Linked DNA regions of Homo sapiens: all the other regions are linked to region 1. Evidence: chromatin contacts called from ENCODE Hi-C or POLR2A ChIA-PET data. All regions are on one chromosome and are shown on one strand. The core of a region is the stretch at or near the end of the contact, and the rest is flanking DNA. Distances in the headings are between cores, read along the strand shown. Region 1 holds the start of UBE3B (ubiquitin protein ligase E3B). Region 2 holds the start of RPL6 (ribosomal protein L6). Region 3 holds the start of CRY1 (cryptochrome circadian regulator 1). Region 4 holds the start of ACAD10 (acyl-CoA dehydrogenase family member 10).

Region 1 (5,268 bases), core at 790-3,289:
TATATACCTTCTCCACCTGCACAGTGTATACTATAGTTCGTCAATTAATAAAACACACAATCAAGTGTTTATTAAGTACTTATTTTGCTAAATGCCATGGAGAACCAAAGAAAAGGCTGTGCGCAGCAGAAAAAGTCTTGCATCAGAGAAAGCGGGCCTTGGTTCTTTTTAGTACTCCTTCTATCCGACATTTGGCCAAGTTACTTATCCTCTCTAGGCCTCAGTTTCCTTATGTGTAAATCGAGGGTAATAATAGTGTCTATGTCCTAGGGTTGCTGAAAGGATTAAATGCAACATTTATCCTTCTTGTACCTCAATTTAGTCATCACAACATTGTGATTAGGATTAAATGGGAAAATATTAATATAGGATATCTAAAAGCATGTAGCATGTAAGTGAGCTTTATTGTATTGTCCTTAAGAAGCTTGCAATCTAGTTAGGGAAACAAGAATCATATAGGTAGAAAGATTAGAAAATAAGAGGTTGGTGATAACCAAGATCATTTAAAAAAGTAAATGAGTGCCCATTATGTGTCAAGTCCTTTATAAGTGATCTCATCTAATAAGGAGAGGAGTCCTATGAGAAGATCATTCATGATCTCATCTACTCCAGTCTAGACCATTAGTATGTGGCAGAGTCAAGGCTGTAATAACTAAGAGGCAGGATTCAGACTCTTGTCTTACCTCTATATTTCCAAAGCTGAAGCATCATAAATACCAACTGCTGACTAAGCCAAGAGGATTGTCCCTGTGCAGTAGGAAAAGCTGGGCCACCAGGTTTAATGACCACCACCACTTGTTCTGGGCAGACGGTGTATCAGACACTGCACAGATTATTTAACCAACTTGTCTTTTCAACAGCTCTATCAGTTCTCGATAATCTTTGTTTTTTTGAGACGGAGTCTCACTTTGTTGCCCAGGCTGGAGTGCAGCGGCGCGAACTCTGCTCACTGCAACCTCCGCCTCCCAGGTTCAAGTGATTCTCCTGCTTCAGCCTCCCAAGTCGCTGGGATTAAAGGCGCCCGCCACCACGCCCGGCTAATTTTTGTATTTTTAGTAGAGATGCGGTTTCACCATGTTGGCCACGCTGGTCTTGAACTTCTGACCTCAGGTGATCCGCCCGCCTCGGCCTCCCAAAGTGCTAGGATTACAGGCGTGAGCCACCGTGGCCAGCCTCAATAATCTAATTTTTATTTAAAGAATAGGAAACACGACTTAAAGAGACTATTCATATTAACAGCTACTATTTATTGAAAGCTACAGCCTATCTAAGGTGGATGCTTTTGAATCTGAATCCATGTATATCCAAAACAGTTATTTATCACTAAGTAAAACAAACAAGATCCAGGGCTCCCCCGTTCACAGAATGGCCAAGCAAAGAGAAGTTGAGAGTGCAAGATTGCCTGTGGGGGCTAAGCTGGAGTTAAATTACGATCAAGTTTTTCTTTATTCAGAACTAGGTGTCAGGCACGGTACTAAAACGTATTCACACCCTCTGTGAAACCTGCTAATTACTCCATTTACACAGAAGGAAACTGAGGCTCAGAGAGGTGAGGGAACTCACCCAAGGTCACACAGCGAGCGAACAGTATTCGAACTCCAGTTTAGGTGAGTCCTGGGGCCCAGAGTCTTTCCTCGGCATCAACAACCACAGGAACAAATCACCCAGCATTAGTCCGTTTATAAAGGCCTACCGTCCCCAAAGTGAAAAGAGGTGGAAAGGGCCGCGGAAAGAGCCCCTGGAGCACACACGCCAGATCCCAGCACTTGTTCCTCCGACCTGGCCAGGCAGGGACTGTGCCCTAGAGCCAACTCCCTCAAAGTCCCCAGCCCCACCACTCGGAGGACTGACGACCCAGTTCTCCCGCAGGCCGGACCGCAGGCCCTACCGGCCTACCCGCAGGCCGACCTTTATTCGCCGGAGGTCCCCGCACTTGGGGTCGGGGCCGCAGCTGCCACTGTCTCAGCCCAAAACACCCGAGTTCTGCCAGACCCGGGGCAGCAGCCGACGCACTACCGCCATCTTGCCCCGCGGTGTTCGCTTTCAGAACCCCGCCAGGAAGCAAGCATCCAGTTCCGGAAAATGACAGTTCCGCAGAGCTTCTTCGCCCGGGAAGGAAAACTTCCCCACACCTTGCCTCCCCTCTGGCAGCTGAAATAGCGGAGGTGGGATAAATGCCCTCCCCAGCCGAGAAAAGCTGGAACCCACTCCGGCCGGGGAGGCTGGAAAGAAAACTGGCCCCTAGGCGCACAACGGACGGCTTAAGACGTTGCCCTCTGCGGGGCGGAAGTGGGGTGCGGACAGCGGAAGTTATCGCTCCGGCCCCGCCTCCGCCCCCGGCTGGCGTGAGCTGGGTGTTTCCTGCCTCTCTCAGTCCGGGTTTGGAGACTCCTGCGTCCTCCGACTTTTCATGGTAGGGAGGGCGGTGCCCATGGACTAGGGGTTGAGGGCGGCCGAGGGAGCTGGGCAGCAGCAGAGTATAAGAAGGGACCGAGAGGAGGGGGTGTGATGAGGGGCAGTCACGATAGTGGAGAGGCATTTGGGGGATTGGTTAGGGGAAAGGCCCGGGGTGGGGGAAGGGCTTTGGGTGGAGAATTAGGGGCGGGGGTGGTGGTAGGGAGGCTCCCTGGCGGTTAGGAATCCGGGAAGCACATTTGGGCTTGCGGAGTAGATACGTGTGTGCGTGAGGAAGGGGTGTCTCCAAGTGAGTCCTGAGTGCTGGTTGGAGATGGGAGTTGGTGATTGCGAGGAGAACAAAGAGATATCAATTGAAAACGGACATTTGGGGGTGGAAAATGAGGATTTGGAGGATTATGAAGGAGAATGAATGGGCAGGTTATGAGAAGGTGAGGTAGGATTCCTTGGGGCGGAGCGTTTGGCGTTTTGGAGGTTGTGGCTGGAGTCGCTGAGTTTCCAGGAAGTGGGGAAGGGGCTCCCAGGTGCGTCTGAACACACGGCCCAGTGAGGGAAAGAAATCGAGAGAGCCCAGCAGGCTGATGTGCGTTCAGTGCTTGGAATCCTGGGGAGAGATGCCAGGGGCCTGAGGTTAGGATACCTGCGCCACGGAGTTCAGTGCCTCAGCTGGCGCCTGGGTACCTATCTGTAACTTCCATTGAGGCCAGAGGTGACCACGCCTAAGGAGCGGAGGATGTTTCAAGATCTGTCTCTCAGCTGTGGGGTTTGTCTGCTTGGGATCCTCAAGGGTCTGTTCCCTGAGTAGCTCATTGTCCCTGGGTAGAGATGACCAAAGATTGGCCCAGATCTTCTTTCTACTTGCTTGCTTGTTTGTCACGTCCCTGGAAAGTGCAGTCTTAAGGGAAAATCAGTCCCAGTGACGCTGCTGAAGAAAAGTCAGTTATCCTGTAGCTGACGTTGACTAGTCCGCTCCATTTTGTGCAAAATAAGGACCAGCGGATGGGAAGAAGGCAGCATAAACCAGTGGTTCTCAAACTCTGGTCCCACCAGCAGCAACACCTGGTAACTTATTCAAAATGGCTGAAATTTCAAGCCCTGTCAGAGACTACTGAATCAGACATTCTTGGGGTGGAGCCCATCTATCGGTTTTAACAAGCCCTGCAAGGGATTAGACTAATGATTTCTTGATTTGGACTGTGTAATGAAAGGGGCAAAGGAGTTGGGAGTCAGAGGGCTCTTATAGGTGTGATTCCTAGTTTTCTCCCCAAAAAAGTGGGGTTGATGATAAACATCTTTCTCACTAGAACATTGAGAGAAATAGACCAAGAGTTTGTGTATTAAACACAGGGAGAGAATGTCATTTGATGGAAGTTGCAATTGGCGGTAGCTGTCTTATAAGCAAATTTTGGATGTAAAATGCTGCAATTATGTGACTTAGTTTAGTTGAAATGTAACAGCAGACTTTTCTGAGTTGTAGAAATGCCCTCAGTTTGGGAAGGTTTTATACAAGCCTCAATACAGTGTTTCTTAAACTTCTTTGCTGTAGGAATCCCCTGAGGTGATGCTTTGCCTCACATCCCTGGCAACTCTTAGATAAAGCTGGTTAAATACCTTAGCTAGGTGGCAGTAAGCCCTGGTCCCACATCCGAATCCCCCAAAGAGCTTTTTAAACACTAGTGACTGATCAGCCACCCCTCCGCATCTCTGAGATACTGATTAATTGATCTGGGGTGTAGCCCAGGCAAGCACAGGTGTGTGTGAGTTTGTTTTTGTTTTTTGGAGACAGGGTCTTGCTCTGTCGCCCAGGCTGGAGAGTGCACTGGTATTATCTTGGCTCACTAAAGCCTCACCTTCCCTGCCTCAAGCAGTCCTCCCACCGCAGTCTCCCGAGTAGCTGGGACTACAGGTGTGTGCCACCATGACCGGTTAATTTTTTTTTTTAATTTTTTTGTGGAGATTAGGTCTTATGTTGCTCAGGCTGGTCTCGAATTCCTGGGCTCAAGCAATCCTCCCGCCTCAGCCTCCCAAAGTGCTGGGATAATGGGTGTGAGCCACTGTGCCTGGCCTGGCATCATGTTTTTTAAGCACACGCAGGTGATTCTAGTAGCCAGGGTTGGGAACCACTGATCCCAATGTTTGAGACGCCCAAAGGAAACTACACAAAGGACTAGGTGCCAAATGCTTTAACATTCATTCTCTGAGGGTTTTGAAGATTATGGCTTTAACACTCCATTTTACAAGTTAGAAAACTGAGACTTGGGTTAAATTGCTTGAATTTCACGAAGGAAATGGTGGAACTGGATTGCAATCCAGGTTTGCCGAGACTATCCCGTTTTCCTTAACACACACACAGGCACACAAGACTTCTACAGAGAAGCATATAGAAAACGTGGGGTCAGGGATTTGGTGCGTTTTTTCCTACTGTACTTGCCTGAGCCTCCTTTTCAGTCGATGATTTTCCCCCTTCAGCTGATTTTTGTATTTTCATGCATGCATACAGTTGCTTCCTCCCTGTGGCTCTGAAGCTGTGAAGTGGGGGCTGGCTTTGGTTTATGGTGTTTTGGTTTGTTTTTAATGTGTCAGGTCAGGAATTCACTGGGCCAAGACCGTGGAGTTAATGGTAGCTTAAATAAGGGGTACAGTGCTTTTTAGAATAGTGGGCTCTAATCTTGGTGGGCTTTAAAATCTCCTGAGGGAGTTTTAAAAATTCTGTTGCCTAGTCCACATCCCGGACCAATTACATCAGAATTTTCATGGTAGGACCTAGGTGTCAGGAGTTTTGAGCTCCCAGCTGATTTCGATTGTCACCAACTGGAGAGCCACTGTTTAGAATCAGCAACATTATATTCAGGG
Region 2 (5,268 bases), core at 721-3,220, 2.9 Mb before region 1:
TGTGGTACATTTTCTGCAGTTGAAGTTTCTAAGAGGTGCTTTGCTGAGGAAGCTAAACAAATAAAGCTGCTGACATTCCCATTCTCAAAAAAAAGGGCAGTGTTCATCTGATCATTGTATTTGTATCCTCAGTGAATCAGAACCAGAAAAAGGCTAAATGATTCCCAGAGACACAGCCATGAAGCAGGTGGTTTCGATCTGAAAAAATCAAGGTGAAAAGCTCTAGCAACCAGAAAGAAACGAATGGAGGAAAATGGAAAACGCAAGCTAGAAGGTATTACAAATGTGTACATGTTGGCTTAAGGGCTTTGAAGCAGTAAAGAACTATCACATATACTGTGTTGTGTATTTTGTAAAAGATAATAAATATTCTTATTTTTAATTCTAACATGAGCAAAACTCTCATGCATCTTCATTAATCATCTCTTTAATCTTGCAGCCTAATGGTTAAGAGTGCAATCTTTGGAATCAGATCTATGCTGTGAGCAAGTTACTTAATGTCCTTGAGACTCAGTTTCCTCATAATAGTATCATTCACAGGTTGTTGGGAGAATTAAATGAAATAAAGCAAGGCACATTGTATGCAATATTGCCTATTATCTCCCATGCATAAACTTTAGCAGAATACTTGACAACAACTAGGATGTTGATGATCAGATGATTGTAGTGGTGATGGTGACAATAACAAGAGCTAACAGTTCGCCAGGTGCGGTGGCTCACGCCTGTAATCCTAGCACTTTGGGAGGCTGAGGCGGGTGGATTACTTGAGGTCAGGAGTTCAAAACCAGCTTGGCCATCATGGTGAAACTCTGTCTCTACTAAAAATACAAAAAATTAGCTGGGCATGGTGGTGTGCGCCTGTAATCCCTGCTACTTGGGAGGCTGAGGCAGGAGAATCACTTGAACCCAGGAGGCAGAGGTTGCCGTGAGCCAAGATCGTGCCACCACACTCCAGCCTGGGTGACAGAGCGAGACTCCATCTCAAAAAAAAAAAAAAAAAAAAAAAAAAAAAAAAAAAAAGAGCTAACACTTATGTAGCATTTACCATCCATCAAATAATCAAATATGCTTCTCAGTACTGTTGTATATATTATTTAATGTTCCCAACATCCTTATGAAGTAAGTTACTATTGTTATCCTCACTTTAATTTTTTTTTACTTTTTTTAAGACAGAGTCTCATTCTGTAGGCCAGGCCGGAGGACGGGAATGAGAAAGGCCATGTACAAGAGGAAGTAGTCAGCCGCTAAATCCAAGGTAAGGGAAGAGGGGACCACTGACCTAATCTCAAGTGACAAGATTAGAGTTCACTGCACTGCAGCCCAGACCTCCAAGACTCAAGTGATCCTCCCGCCTTAGCCTCCCGAATAGCTGGGACTACAGGCACTAACAACCACACTCGGCTAATTTTTTTTCTTTTTTTCTTTTTTTTGTTGTTGTTATTGTTTTGAGACTGAGTCTGGCTCTATTTCCCAGGCTGGAGTGCGGTGGCACGCAGTGGCACGATCTTTGGAGTGCTGGGATTACAGGCGTGAGCCACCGTGTCCGGCCCTTTTTTTTTTTTTTTTCTTTTTTGAGAATCTTGCTCTGTTGCCTAGAGCGCAGTGTCGCGATCTTGGCTCACTGCAATCTCCACCTCCAGATTCAAGTGATTCTCCTGCCTCCGCGCCTCGACTGGCTGTCATTACAGACACGCACCACCCACGCCCGGCTACCTTTTGTATTTTTAGTAGAGACGGGATTTCACCATGTTGGCCAGGCTGGTCTCGAACTGCCAACCTCAGAGGATCCTCCTGCCTCGGCCTCCCAAAGGGCTGGGATTACAGGCGTGAGCCACCGCACCCGGCCTAGGATTTACTACTTTTTTCTTAACGGGGAAATACTACATTCCCCATGATGCCCCAGATCCGGAAGGAAGTGAGACTCGCACTTCCCATGATTGCTTATAGACCGGAAGCCGGGACCTTAATTCTCTTTCCCATCTTGCAAGGTAAGAATCGCGGGCCTGTCTGCAAGACTTGAGTTCAGGACTCCCAATCCTTCGCCATCCGAACCTGGAGGGCATCCAGTCGACACCTACAGGGGTCGGACATGTCCAAGGCTAACTGAGAGGCCTTCCAGACGCTTCATTTTTGTTGTTTGGGTTTGCGGCAGGGCACAAAGAGGGTGAGGTAGAATGCCGTAGTGGCTCCCTCCGGTTCTTCGCCACTCTCTTGGGCTGGGGGAACGAGGCCCTTTCGGGGACCCGTAGCAGACTGGTGGGTGTTAGAGGAAGCGGGGAGACGGCGCGTGCACTGTGTTCCTGGTCCTGGGTTCCAGAGGATGACACTGAGCCTGTCGCAGCCACGTTGGGGTTCCGCACTGAAGCCAAAAGGTTTCGCGTCTCCCAGCGTCCCCGACCGGAAGTCGCCTCTTGGTCTTTGCGATCTTTTTCTCTGGCTCAATTTGGGCTGATTCCGTTTGTGTCCGCAATTCCTAAATCGAGTTTCTTGAAAAGAGACACTGGTCTTAAGGGTTAAGACGAAAGGTACTGAAAGTAAGGGATTTCAAGTTCTGGTCTTGGTGCTTCTAACCTGTGGACACATTCTGCATCTAAGTTTTCTAATTCGCAAAACAGTAATAAAAAATAATGGTTGTACGGACTTCTGACCGCTCAGTATTTGGCAAAAAACCTAATAGGTGTGAGGTAGTTTCAAATTCTCAAAAAAAAAGTTTATAGTGTATTGGGGAGACAAACCCCAAATGAGTCATAGTGAAGGTTGGAGTAGAATGGGTAGAGTTTGAGAGGAAGGCCTGTATCTTACCGGGGGAGGGATTGTAGTCTGGGGAGCCCAGCCCATTCATGTACAGGTTCATTATTGTCTTGTTAGAGAGATGACTGGTGAAATGCCTTTTTTTATCTACAAAAAAATATTTTTAGATGGCGGGTGAAAAAGTTGAGAAGCCAGATACTAAAGAGAAGAAACCCGAAGCCAAGAAGGTTGATGCTGGTGGCAAGGTGAAAAAGGGTAACCTCAAAGCTAAAAAGCCCAAGAAGGGGAAGCCCCATTGCAGCCGCAACCCTGTCCTTGTCAGAGGAATTGGCAGGTATTCCCGATCTGCCATGTATTCCAGAAAGGCCATGTACAAGAGGAAGTACTCAGCCGCTAAATCCAAGGTAAGGGAAGAGGACCACGGACCATTATGTCTTAACCTTAATTGGCATTCTCTTACTGTTGATGCATTTGTGTCCTTGTAGGTTGAAAAGAAAAAGAAGGAGAAGGTTCTCGCAACTGTTACAAAACCAGTTGGTGGTGACAAGAACGGCGGTACCCGGGTGGTTAAACTTCGCAAAATGGTAAGATGTGGGGACTGTAAATTGGATTTTCTGTTTATGCTTGAATACTGTGAAGATGTTTTTGAATACTTAGATACTGTAAGTTTCTGCATACCGGAGAATTTCTGATAGAAAATAAAGGGCTCTGGGTTTGTAACTTGGCTTCAACATTTACTGTTAATCTTAAGTAATTTAAATTACTCGTCTGTGCTTTGTTCCTTTGCATATAATATGGGAATGAGGCTGAGTGTGGTGGCTAATGCCTGTAATCCCAGCACTTTGGGAGGCTGAGGCGAGCAGATCACCTGAGGTCAGGAGTTCAAGACCAGCCTGGCCAACATGGTGAAACCACATCTCTAGTAAAAATATACAAATTAGCTGGTTGCGTGCCTGTAGTCCCAGCTGCTCTGGAGGCTGAGGCAGAAGAATCGCTTGAACCCGGGAGGCAGAGATTGCACTACTGCACTCCAGCCTGGGCGACAGAGGGAGGCTTCATCTCAAAAAAAGATAAGATGGGAATGAGGGTTTACCTCAAAGAGTTTTTATGGAGATTAAATGAAATAATACATAGCCTGTTCTATAGAACATTTCCCACTAGAGCAGTGTTTCTTGGCCCCCTTTACCACACACAAGACCCAATGTAATCTCAGGATTTGCTCTGTAATTTTCATTATGGGAACATTCCCAAATAAGTTAACACCATACAGTTTCACAGTTGAAGATTACTGCATGAGAGGGAAGATGACAGTTGTTTTGTGAACTCGTTTTCCCATTAGGTGATCATGTTTGTGGTGAAAGTGAGACTGCACTAATGATATGGTATAGTTGGAAATAGGTTATTGTGAGTTATTTGTAGTCATGTCTTTAATGGCCCTTGCATGGTGTCTAACTTCTGCAATAAATGATCTGCCAGTCCTAGTGTCTGGCTTTATGCAATTTGTTTTCCTTTGTGGATGAAGTGGGAGTAAGACTTGTTGCTGTGAGGATCAGATGAAGTGGCTAGGATATGGACACACTTTACTTGAATTGGAAAACAAGCCATGTATCCCTAATCTGCAAAATGTGGCATGTCACACGTGTAATCTCTGAGGTTTAGTTTTTGCTCAAGATTGCAAAGGTGACTTGCTTGATGCTTTCTTTGCTTGAGCACACATCTCATTCATTAAATGGTGTCTCCTTTTTTGCACACAGGATGCAGAAGCATAATTGACCTTTTCCAAGTCTACTTAGCAGAAATGAAAATGGAATCATATAAATACAGTATTATACTTTAAAATAAAAAGGCTGTAGCAAAAGTTTGGCTGACATAGCTTGCTTCTAGTAATCTGAATGGCTTATTTAAATAAGTTGGATCTATGGACTCTCCACAGCCTAGATATTATCCTACTGAAGATGTGCCTCGAAAGCTGTTGAGCCACGGCAAAAAACCCTTCAGTCAGCACGTGAGAAAACTGCGAGCCAGCATTACCCCCGGGACCATTCTGATCATCCTCACTGGACGCCACAGGGGCAAGGTGAGAGTACCTGTGCTTGGGGCGCTTCACTGCAGCTGCCTGGGGTGCCTGGTGGCAATGCGTTTGCACGCTAGGTGTACTTTTCCTTTATTTACCTATGTTTGGGGCAAGGGGAAATGATCTGCAAGATACAACTTAGTTGTTGCAAATAAGAAGTGTAATCCATGGTGATTTATTAGCCATTTCCTGCTGTTGATTATGTTACACATGTTCATTTACTCAAAAACGTGTTTATGTCTGGAGTACTACCTTAGTAGCTTGCTGTGGTTGCTTCCAGAACTGCCGAGCTGTATACATATACATGTAGAAATTTCCTTTACCCAAATTTAGATGCCTGTGATTTTATGAATTCAGAAGTCAGTTTTTAATTGCAGAAAACTAATTATTTTCTTTTTAACTTACAGAGGGTGGTTTTCCTGAAGCAGCTGGCTAGTGGCTTA
Region 3 (5,268 bases), core at 1,676-4,175, 2.4 Mb after region 1:
CTCTGCTTCCCTTTTAAACATAAGTTCCAATTCCAAGCCATATTATTTGTGAATATATAAAACTGAATACTTTTAACAGCACCCAAGACACCTCTTGAATGCTTTGCTGCTTTGAAATTTCTTCTGCCAGATACCCTAAATCATCTCTCTCAAGTTCAAAGTTTCACAGATCTCTTTGCTAAAACATAGCAAAAGTCACCTTTATTCTAGTTCCCAAAAAGATCATCTCCATCTGGGACCACCTCAGCCTGGACTTCATTGTCCATATCCCTATCAGTAATTTAGTCAAAGCCATTCAACAAGTCTCCAGGAAGTTCCAAACTTCCCCACATTTTCCTGTCTTCCTATGAGCCCTCCAAACCATTCCAACCTCTGCCTGTTACCCAGTTCCAAAGGTGCTTCCATATTTTTGGGTATCCTTATAGCAGCACCTCCCAGTAGCAATTTACTATATTAGTCTGTTCTCATGCTGCTAATAAAGACACACTCAAGACTGGGTAATTTATAAAGGAAAGAAGTTTAATTGACTCACTGTTCAGCATGGCTGGGGAGGCCTCAGAAAACTGATCATCATGCTAGAAGGGGAAGCCAACACAACCTTCTTCACATAGAGGCAGGAAGGAGAAGTGCTAAGCAAAAGGGGGAAAAGCCCCCTATAAAACCATCAGATCTTGTGAGAACTCACTCACTATCATGAGAACAGCATGAAGGTAACTGCCCCCATGATTAAATTACCTCCTACCGGGTCCCTCCTACAACACGTGTGGATTATGGGAACTACAATTGAAGATGAGATTTGTGTGGGGACACAGCCAAACCATATCATTCATATATATAATTTTAAAAGTATTCTTACAGAACCAAAGAAAGGCTGATATATACTTCTTGTGGCAACAGAAGCAGAAGTAGGGAAGACTATTCAGACAGATTGGCTCTCTAGAGTATTGAATTTACTTTATTGCTGCACTAGTTTGCTAGGGCTGCTGTAAAAAAGCACCACAAATTGGGAGGCTTAGAACAATAGGAACTAACTGTCTCGCAGTTCTAGAGGCCAGAAGTTCAAAATCAAGGTGTCAGCAGTGCGACAGTCCTGTGAAGGTGCTAAGAAAGGATCTGTTCCAGGTCTTTCTCCTAGCTTCCAGTAGTTCCTTGGCTTGTGGCAGCACAGTTCCAATCTTTACATGGTATTTTCCCTGTATGTATATGTATTTCTGTGTCTAAATTTCTCCACTATATGAGGCCACCAATCACACTGGATTAGGGTGCACCCTAATGACCTCATCTTAACTTGAGCATGTACAAAGACCTTATTTCCAAATAAGGCCACATTTATAGTCATTGAGAGTTATATGATTTTGGGGACACACAATTCAACCAATAAGAATTGCCATCTCCTTCTTTCTTTTAACTTTGCCAAACACACTGGTGGCCAACAGCACTCACTCACTCACTCATTCATTCATTAAATAAGCATTTGCCTATGTCAGGCTCTGTTCTGGTGTTGATGCAAAAAATAAAAACAAAAGAAAACTGAATACAGACCCAGTCCTTGAGAAATCACACTTCAGAGGGAATCAGAGGCACATTATTATGATAATAAGTACTATTACTGAGTTGGTATTGCTAGGAATGGGCACTTTTCAACTAATTTTCACGGTAGTGTGAAAAGTGATGTAACAGAAACATACTTGGAGAACCCAGGGAGGTCCTAAATTTGCCCTAGGGATCAGGAATACTTTCAGAAATTAGTTATTATTTCATCTGAGTCTAAAGGGATGCGTAGAAATATCCTAGGTAGCTCAAAGGTGGTAATATTGAGTACTGGATTCCAAAGAAGAGTATTTTATAGAGGAAAAAACAGCAAAGGTTAAGAGACAAATTGTAAACCCCAGGAGGGGTGGGGTTTTAGTCTGTTTTATTAAGTATCTCCTGTATCTCTAGTGCTTTGAACAGTGCCTAGTTCATTCAAAAAGTAATCATTGAATGAATTTAAGGGCATCATATATCTAAGGGATGCCATGGCCTGCAGTTCACTGTCGCTGGAAAAGTAGACAAACGTCCAGTTTCAAAGAGACCGGTAAACTACATTAAATGTAAGAGACGAGGGGTGAAAGGTTGATGATATATATCGCTAGTATTAAAAAAATTCCAGGAAGTCCAGGAATGCCTGGCATCCGTCCTGCCAATTACCCTTTTCCCCAGAGTATGTACAAGGGGGAGGAGGCACCCAAGGGCCAGGAGAGTGGAGGGGCACAGCTCCACAATCTCCAAAGTAGGGTTCTCTGGCCAAAGCAGGATTGAAGCACATGGTTTGGACTTGAAATGTACGTGGAGCCTCCCACTCTCCTCCTTCCACTCCATCCTCCCCTCACTCTCCGCCCGACTCCACCACTGGCTCCTGAAGGAAACCGGACAATTTCCAGGCCCTCCCCAAATCCCACGGGAGGAATCGCCGAGCGCGCTCCTGCCCGCCGGCCCCGCCCCCTTACCCTCTGGAACGCAGCGAGAGCGCACGCGCGCCTAACGGAGCAGCGCGCGCGCCCGCAAGCTCCCCGCATCCCCGTGCTCATCCGGGTCTCAGCGAGCCTCGGCCAATGGTGGCCGCTCATGGCCCTTGGGGGCGGGGCTAAGCCTTCCCTCACAAGGGGCCTGTGGTCAACGCGATTTGCTTCCAAGGGACGGCCACCAGTCGGCACAGGAAAGGGGCAGAGGCAGTGAGTTCAGCGTGTGGACGAGGGTCAACAAGTTTGGGATCAAGCGGCTGCCGCTCCTCCAAAAGCGACCGAAGCGCGAGCAGATTACCCCTCCGAGCCAGTGTAGTAAACACACTTCAGAAACGTGAGGTGCCGGTGGTCACGAGGGGAGCGCGCCCTCCAATGAGGAGCCGGGGGCGGGGCCGAGGCCGCTGACGCGGCGGCGGCGGCAGAGTCACCCGGGCAGCCTCGGGACCGGTCACCGGCCGGCAACCGTCCAGCGGCCTCGACCACCGCCTCTAGCCTCCGTTCCCGGTCCTTTCTCCCGGGCCGAGAGACAGCGTCGCCGACAGGGGCTCATTCCCCTCCGGTTCTCCTCGGTGACTCACCTCGGGCGGGCCGTTTTGTCTTTAGGGGCCGCCTTGGTGGGGCGAGGTTTCCGTGACGAATCTCCTGGGGCCGTCCGTGCCGGCTCGGGCCGTCGTGGCGGCTCGAGCTCCTGGAACTTGCTCAGGCTCCGGAGGTCCGAGGCCCTCGAAGTTATGCGTCGCCTCCAGGCGGTTGCGGCGGGCGCGGGCTCCTAAAGGGCGTCACACCCGGACTCCGCCGACTAGGCAACCTCCATTCATCTTTCCACTGCGCCTCCGGCGCCCCCGCCTTCTCCGGTCCCCTCCTCGGAGTCATTTTTTCCTGTTCCCCCTCTGCCGCCCTTTCCTCACGCCCCGGGTGAGGCAATTCTCTTGGAAGCGAAGGTGTCGGCTATGAGCCGGAGCCTCCTTCCTTGAATTTCTCCGTGGAGGACCCGCCGCGCCCCCCGGCATGGGGGTGAACGCCGTGCACTGGTTCCGAAAGGGGCTCCGGCTCCACGACAACCCCGCCCTGAAGGAGTGCATTCAGGGCGCCGACACCATCCGCTGCGTCTACATCCTGGACCCCTGGTTCGCCGGCTCCTCCAATGTGGGCATCAACAGGTGGCGGTGAGTCACAAGCCCGTGGGAAATGGATTTGGGTGTTTAATGAGTCTGATGTTAATGAATTCCATGCGATCCGCCAAATCTGTGAATTTAGACGTGGGACTGTCTTGCTTATACCGCTTACGAATTTTAGGTGCCCTAAGTATTAAATAGAATTGACTTAATACTTCTCTGGCCAAAGAGTACTGACGACCTGAAACACTCGGTCTTCATCAGTGAGTTATGTGTCTTTCTGTGCTAACTGGAGCTCCTCCCCTGAATTTGTGGAGAATTCTTAGTGCTGGAGTTAAAGAAACACCTTTCCTGTCCTTAGTGGCCATTGTATATGGATTCCCTTGGCCTTTTTGTGGCATTCGGAAGGATTGTGATGTTTCCTGTTTACGTTTGTGTCTAGGTAACTCATAGTATGGAGAAAAATCATTCATTCAGTACAGCAGGCTCCAGATCCAGTGTTCTTCCACCTTGAGGTTACTGTGGGAAAAGCAAGGGAAACAGCATTATCTGGTTTCTCTGCTCGGTTCTTTTTCTCAACTCCTCCTTGTGGTTGCCGAGACAAAGCACAGTTTTTCTTTCTAGGCAAGTTGTAGTCCTTCTAGGGATCAGAGCACTGAAAGAAATCTTAGAGATGCTTTATGATCTTTTCCTGAAACACCAGGCTACATGATTGTTAGGCCCCCTGGTGGAAATAAAAGCATAGCTCAACAGATAGACTCTTGATCACTTAGCATGTGCCAGGCACTGATTTAAATGCTAGGGATATAGCAGTGAGTGAAAGACAGAAAGTCATGTCTTCAAGCAGAAAGTAAAATATGTAGTATTTTAGGTGGTGATAAGTATTGTGGAAAAAAATAGAGCAGAGTAAAGGGATAAAGAATACAAGGGTAGGGATGGGGTTGCAATTTTAAGTATGATCGGGGGAAAAGTCACAGAGAAGGTGACACTTGAGCAGACCTGAAGGAGGTGGTGGGATGCAGATATCTAAGGGAAGACCATTCCAGGCAAAGGGAAGAGTAAGGGAAAAGGCAGAAATATGCTTGACCTTTGGAAGGAACAGCAGAAGAATCCAGTATGTCTGGAGCAGAATAAGTGAGGGAAAAATAGTAGACGATGAGGTCAGAGTTGACTTAGGGCCAGATTGAAGAGAGCCTTATAAGCAGTTTTCAAGATTTGGGTTTTTACTTAGTGAAATGGGAATAACTGCAGGATTATGAGCAGAGAAGTAATGTGATCTGACATAAGTTTGGAAAAGAATTTTTCTGCTTGTGGTTCTGAATTGGGGAGTGGAGGTGGACAAGAAGCAGGAAGTCCAATTAAGAAGCTGTTGGCATTCATCCAGGTGAGAGATGATAACGGCTTGAATCATAGTAATAATCGTGGACGTGGTGAGAAATAAACAGATGCTGGTTATATTCTGAAGGCAAAATACAGGGTATTTGTTGGCAGATTGGATATGTAGTGAGAGAGAAAGAAAAGGAGTTAGGCTGGGCGCGGTGGCTCATCCCTGTAATCCCAGCACTTTGGGAGGCTGAGGCCAGGAGTTCGAGACCAGCCTGGCCATCGTGGCAAAACCCTGTCTCTATTAATACTGAAAATATAAAAAT
Region 4 (5,268 bases), core at 1,973-4,472, 2.2 Mb before region 1:
TACATACATATATATGCATGTATATATATTTATATATTTTGATATGGATATGATTTGATATATATATTAAATATATATATTTTTTGATATGGAGTCTCCCTCTGTCACCAGGCTGGAATGCGGTGGCATGATCAGAGCTCACTGCAACCTCCACCTCCTGGGTTCAAGCGATTCTCCTGCCTCAGCCTCCCGAGTAGCTGGGATTACAGGTGCGTGCCACCACGCCTGGCTAATTTTTGTGTTTTTACTGGAGACAGGATTTCACCATGTTGGCCAGAATGGTCTCGATCTCTTGACCTCATTATCCACCCACCTTGGCCTCCCTAAGTGCTGGGATTACAGGCGTGAGCCATCGTGCCCAGCCAGTATTATAAGCAATCTAGGGATTACTTAACTCATATCTTGCTTGCCCTGAGAATACTGTGCTGGCAGCGAGCTGCACTTTTTTTGCTTTCTTTTTTTTGTTTTGTTTTGAGACGGAGTCTTGCTCTGTCGCCCAGGCTGGAGTGCAATGGTGTGATCTCGGCTCACTGCAACCGCCTCCCAGGTTCAAGCTATTCTCTTGCCTCAGCCTCCCGAGTAGCTGAGACTACAGGCGCTCGCCACCACATCCAGCTAATTTTTTGTATTTTTATAGTGGAGACGGGTGTTAACCATGTTGGCCAGGCTGGTCTCGAACTCCTGACCTCAAGTGATCCACCGGCCTCGGCCTCCCAAAGTGCTGGGATTGCAGGCGTGAGCCACCACACCAAGTCAAGTACTTTTTTTTTCTAAATGGGAAATGGGTTAAAGCATATAGGAGGGTGTACATAGGTTATAAACAAATGCTACACCATTGTATATCAGGAACTTGAGCATCCACAGATTTTGGCATCTGCAGGGGGTCCTGCACCCATCTGCTGAGGATACCACCATGCAACGACAGTAATTGGAAATTTGCTGAATTTGGGGGCAATATTTGAAACTAAAAATGTCAAGGTTCATTTGCATTTTCAGTTTTACTTAACGTTCCTATGCCAAGGCCAATGTTTATGATAGAAAGAGAAATTTACTTACACACTTGTATATTTTGTGTGAGGGCTTAGTAGAGACGAAAAATGCCTTTGGGGGGGCCGGGCGCGGTGGCTCACGCCTGTCATCCCAGCACTTTGGGAGGCCGAAGTGGGCGGATCACAAGGTCAGGAGTTCGAGACAAGTCTGACCAACATGGTGAAACCCTATCTCTAAAAAAAAATACAAAAATCAGCTGGGTGCAGTGCTGTGTGCCTGTAGTCCCAGCTACTTGGGAGACTGAGGCAGGAAGCTTGAACCCAGGAAGCCGAGGTTGCAGTGAGCCGAGATGGCACCACTGCACTCCAGCCTGGGCGACAGAGTGAGACTCCGTCTCAAAATACAAAAAAAAAAAAAGGTTTGTTTGGTAAAGAGATAAAGAATGTTCGTTCTGGATTCAGATTGCCTGAATTTCAGTTCCAGCTCTGCCACTACTACCTGTGAAATCCTGAGCCAGTTACTCTTCCTCCAAGCCTCAGGTTACTCCTCTGTAGAACAGGGACATAGTACCAGTTTCATAAAGTTGTTGTGACCATTGCATGACACAAGGTATATGAAACACTCAAATTAGTACCTGGCACATGTTGAAATGTTATCTACTATAGTAATATACTAAAAAAGTTCACAAGAGGTCTCATAGGTTTTATGCATACAGTATGTGTGTATGGTTTATGCACTTTCACATAACCCTGTGATTCTTCAACAGGGTTATGTTTTCTAACCCCAAGGAGACATCTGGAAAGGTCCAGAGACATTATTGGTTGTCACCACCTGGGGAGAGGTGCTACTGACATCTAGTGGGTCAGGCCAGGGATGTTTCTAAACACTCTACAATGCTCAGGACACCCCGCCCCCTTGCCAAAAACAAAAAAGAATAATCAGGACCCAAAATGTTAATAGTGCAGAGTTGAGAAACCCTGATTTAAACAGGGCATATGGAAACGTATTTCATAGGATGTAGTCACAAGATCTATATACGCATGTATCTTGTGGTCATGTCATAGTCCAGATACACACACATCTAGAACGCACTATGTCCACACACACACACATCTAGAATGTACTATGTACTTACATATGTATCATTATACAATGTACCTAGAGTAGCATCCTGTCATGTATGTGTCCCATATGCATTGATTGTGTCAGTATCTACATACAAAAGCCACTCTGACATACTGGAAAGAATGCTGAGCCTCAGAAAAGCTAATGTTATCTCCATATACATAATTCCATTTCATCCTCACAACTGCATGAGGACATGATATCATGCCAACTTTATGCAATGACTATACTAGTTCAAGACTGCACAACTGCTGATGTAGGTCAACCTCATAGTACGGACAGGAACTGTGTTTATCTTATACGCCAACGTATCTCAAGCATCCCAAGGGTGTCTAGACTCTCAGTAAACATTTGTGAAGTGACAGGGTGGGGAGGAGGACCCCGGTCTAACTGCAGCACTATGCTCGTAACCAGCAGATCACCATCTTTTCTCTCTTTTTTTTGAGACGGAGTTTCGCTCTTGTTGCCCAGGCGGGAGTGCACTAGCACTATCTCGACTCACTGCAACCTCCGCCTCCCGGGTTCAAGCGATTCTCCTGTCTCAGCCTCCCAAGTAGCTTGGACTACAGACGCGCGCCACCAAGCCCGGCTAATTTTTTGTATGTTCAGTAGAGACGAGGTTTCACCATGTTGGCCAGGTTGGTCTCGAACTGCTGACCTGAGGTGATTCGCCCGCCTAAGCCTCTGGGCTGGGATTACAGGCGTGAGCCACCGCGCCCAGCCAGATCGCTATCTGAACAGCGATCGACTCTCCACTCTCTACGGCCCCTTAGAAGGAACTTCACCTCTCTGAGCCTCGTTGTACCTATCTGTAAAGTGGGACAGAAACAAAACCATCCAGACTAGGGTTAGAGACAGGAGTCAAACACAACAAAAGGGGCAAAGTTCTGCATAGCAGATAGCTCGGACAATTCGGAGACCTCGCGGAGCCAGGGATCCCGCGCCGTCAGCCGAGGTGGATTAGGACGAGGCCTCTGGAGCAAGCAGAGGTTAACTCGCGACTGTGCGAAAACCTGCAGCTCAGCCTAAGTGTGGCACCCCAGCGCAAGCAATCTCCACGACGTCCTTCCGCTCCGACCTCCTCAAAATTGCGTCCGGAAGAGCAGTGGGTGACCCCTGCCACGCCGCCCAATCGCTGTGCGCGGTCCTGCGCGCATGCGTAAACCGCAGGTCAGCGACGGCGGCCGGGAGGCGGAAGTGGAGGTTGTTGTGGCTCCGAGGGCTGTTCGAGGAGCTGCTGCTGCTGAGGCGGCGGCAACTGCATTGAGGTGGTGGCGGCGCTGCCGGCCCCGGGCCGCTCGGCCTCTCGGCTCGCCTTCCAGCCTCGCCTGAGCCCGCCGGGGCCCGCGCCGGCCAGCGCCTGCCCTATGAGTGTGTCACTGGTTGTTATCCGATTGGAGCTCGCGGAACACTCGCCTGTCCCCGCCGGCTTCGGCTTCAGCGCCGCGGGTGAGTCCCGCGGCCTCGCCGCATTCCCTGTAGCCGGGTCTGGGCCCGGAGGGCTTCCCTTCCCAAAGCACTGGCCCGGGAAAAGCCCGCGGCGAGGGCTGTTGCCCAGGAAGACACGGAGAGGTAATCGGGATCCCTCTCTTTCCCATCCGCCTTTGAGAGGCCTTCCCGTTTGTTATCTCAGGGAAGCCCTGCCCCGAACCTCCCTCCCTGTGCCGTCTGAGGGCATTTAGTTTATACCTGGCGCGTCTCCCTCTCGAGATAGTCGAGTGGTGTGTTTGTCTCACTTGCTTCCCTATGGGCTTCGTAAAGGCAGGGACTGGGTCCCCAGCAACGCTGGACGGTCCCTGGGTTAATTAAATTGTTCCCTTTTGGAACGATATCCATTGAAGTGCCCCCTAACCATAGTCATAACTAAAATTTGGACACTTCCTATATCCCAGCACTGTACTAAGCACCTTTTGTGTATTGTATTCTTTAATTATCTTTGCAACAGCCCTAAGAGGCAGATGGATGTGACATGTACCTCTTACACATTGGGAAACTGAAGCTTAGTGATTAATTGATTTGCCCAAGGTTATCTGTAATGGGTGAAACTGGGATTCTAACTCAGTGAGCTGGACTTGAGTCTGAGCTTTTTACACCATTAACACAAGTGAGGAAGCTCCTTAGTGGGGAATGCAGCTCTGGCTCTGTTCCTTGGTCCTCAGATAATTAACTAACATTCATTCAAGAAATACTTGGCCGGGCGCGGTGGCTCACGCCTGTAATCCTCACACTTTGGGAGGCCGAGGCGGGCGGGTCACCTGAGGTTGAGAGTTCAAGACCAGCCTGGCCAACATGGTGAAACCCTGTCTGTACTAAAAATACAAAAATTAGCTGGGCGTGGTGACAGGTGCCTGTAATCCCAGCTACTGGGGAGGCTGAGGCAGGAGAATCGCTTGAACCCGGGAGGTGGAGGTTGCGGTGAGCCAAGATTGTGGCACTGCACTCCAGCCTGGGCGACAAGAGATAAAGTCCATTTCAAAAAAAAAAACAAAAAAAAAACTTATGCTCATATCTGCTGGAGCCTTCCTTGTGTGCTGAATCAGACAGCGTCTCTGTTTTAATGGCACCAGCAGTATCATGGAGGAAACAGATGAATTAAATAAGTGCAGAATATGTGTAGAATTACAACTGTGGTAAGTGCTGTGAAGGAAAGGAGAAACAATTTGGGAAAGTATTACAAGAAGATGTGTTTGGTTTGGAGAGAGGGATGGGGGCAGGTAGGGATGGTGTCATTGGGAACTTCCTGAGGACGTGACCTTTGAAGCTGCAAATTAAAGATTGAATATGACTTTATAGCTTATGAGCACCTTTCCAAAGGCTAAAAGTGGCTTCTGAGTTCTGAGAGTCAGCTAAATTGATATTAGCCGCATATAGACATCTGCATGGGTCAGTCATGTAGTCATTTATTCATCAAACATTTAGAGGGCTTCCTCTGTGTGCTCGGCACTGTGGTATAAGGGCTGGGAATACAGTGGTGGGCAAAACAGGCCTTGTCCCTGCCCTGACAGAGCATGTATTAGGGATATTTCAGTTAAGTCTCCAAATTCCGTTTCCCTTTTCATGTGTTTCATTGATTTAAGACAGTAATCACAGATGTTCATGGCTTGGTTCATGGCATGAGCATAAGCCAGGATGTTTAAGACTACCCCTACAAGT

The links. A loop is a pair of places that touch in the nucleus more often than their neighbours do. ChIA-PET counts read pairs that join two places held with the same protein, here RNA polymerase II (POLR2A). Pooled maps may share reads with other maps.
Region 2: a map of CD4-positive, alpha-beta T cell shows a loop between it and region 1 (11-fold over the local background). The contact joins the promoter of RPL6 here to the promoter of UBE3B in region 1. A Hi-C loop is called at or near these places in 1 of 168 maps with a recorded cell type or tissue (CD4-positive, alpha-beta T cell) and 5 of 50 pooled maps. POLR2A ChIA-PET finds 5 or more read pairs at or near these places in 2 of 52 experiments (AG04449 and BJ).
Region 3: a loop to region 1 is called in a map of CD8-positive, alpha-beta T cell, with 18 times the contacts of the local background. The contact joins the promoter of CRY1 here to the promoter of UBE3B in region 1. A Hi-C loop is called at or near these places in 1 of 168 maps with a recorded cell type or tissue (CD8-positive, alpha-beta T cell) and 7 of 50 pooled maps.
Region 4: a map of CD8-positive, alpha-beta T cell shows a loop between it and region 1 (4-fold over the local background). The contact joins the promoter of ACAD10 here to the promoter of UBE3B in region 1. A Hi-C loop is called at or near these places in 1 of 168 maps with a recorded cell type or tissue (CD8-positive, alpha-beta T cell), 1 of 37 single-sample maps with no recorded cell type and 4 of 50 pooled maps.

The regions. Positions count from the first base shown.
Region 1 is chr12:109,474,405-109,479,672 of GRCh38, reverse strand. UBE3B (ubiquitin protein ligase E3B) reads right to left here and starts at 2,039. Exons shown (of 28, transcript NM_130466.4): 1 at 1,564-2,039. KCTD10 (potassium channel tetramerization domain containing 10) reads left to right here and starts at 2,373. Exons shown (of 7, transcript NM_031954.5): 1 at 2,373-2,413. The coding sequence starts at 2,411. RefSeq lists enhancers at 2,127-2,216, 2,725-3,460.
Region 2 is chr12:112,406,307-112,411,574 of GRCh38, reverse strand. It overlaps RPL6 (ribosomal protein L6), which reads left to right and starts at 1,970. Exons shown (of 7, transcript NM_000970.6): 1 at 1,970-1,988; 2 at 2,919-3,155; 3 at 3,237-3,335; 4 at 4,685-4,828; 5 at 5,233-5,268. The coding sequence starts at 2,919. RefSeq lists an enhancer at 2,160-2,339.
Region 3 is chr12:107,091,206-107,096,473 of GRCh38, reverse strand. CRY1 (cryptochrome circadian regulator 1) reads left to right here and starts at 2,925. Exons shown (of 13, transcript NM_004075.5): 1 at 2,925-3,670. The coding sequence starts at 3,513. RefSeq lists silencers at 2,454-2,533, 2,864-3,093 and an enhancer at 2,634-2,783.
Region 4 is chr12:111,684,007-111,689,274 of GRCh38, reverse strand. ACAD10 (acyl-CoA dehydrogenase family member 10) reads right to left here and starts at 3,222. Exons shown (of 21, transcript NM_025247.6): 1 at 3,036-3,222. It overlaps BRAP (BRCA1 associated protein), which reads left to right and starts at 3,319. Exons shown (of 12, transcript NM_006768.5): 1 at 3,319-3,564. The coding sequence starts at 3,483. RefSeq lists a silencer at 3,447-3,546 and enhancers at 2,891-3,592, 3,593-4,294, 4,295-4,996.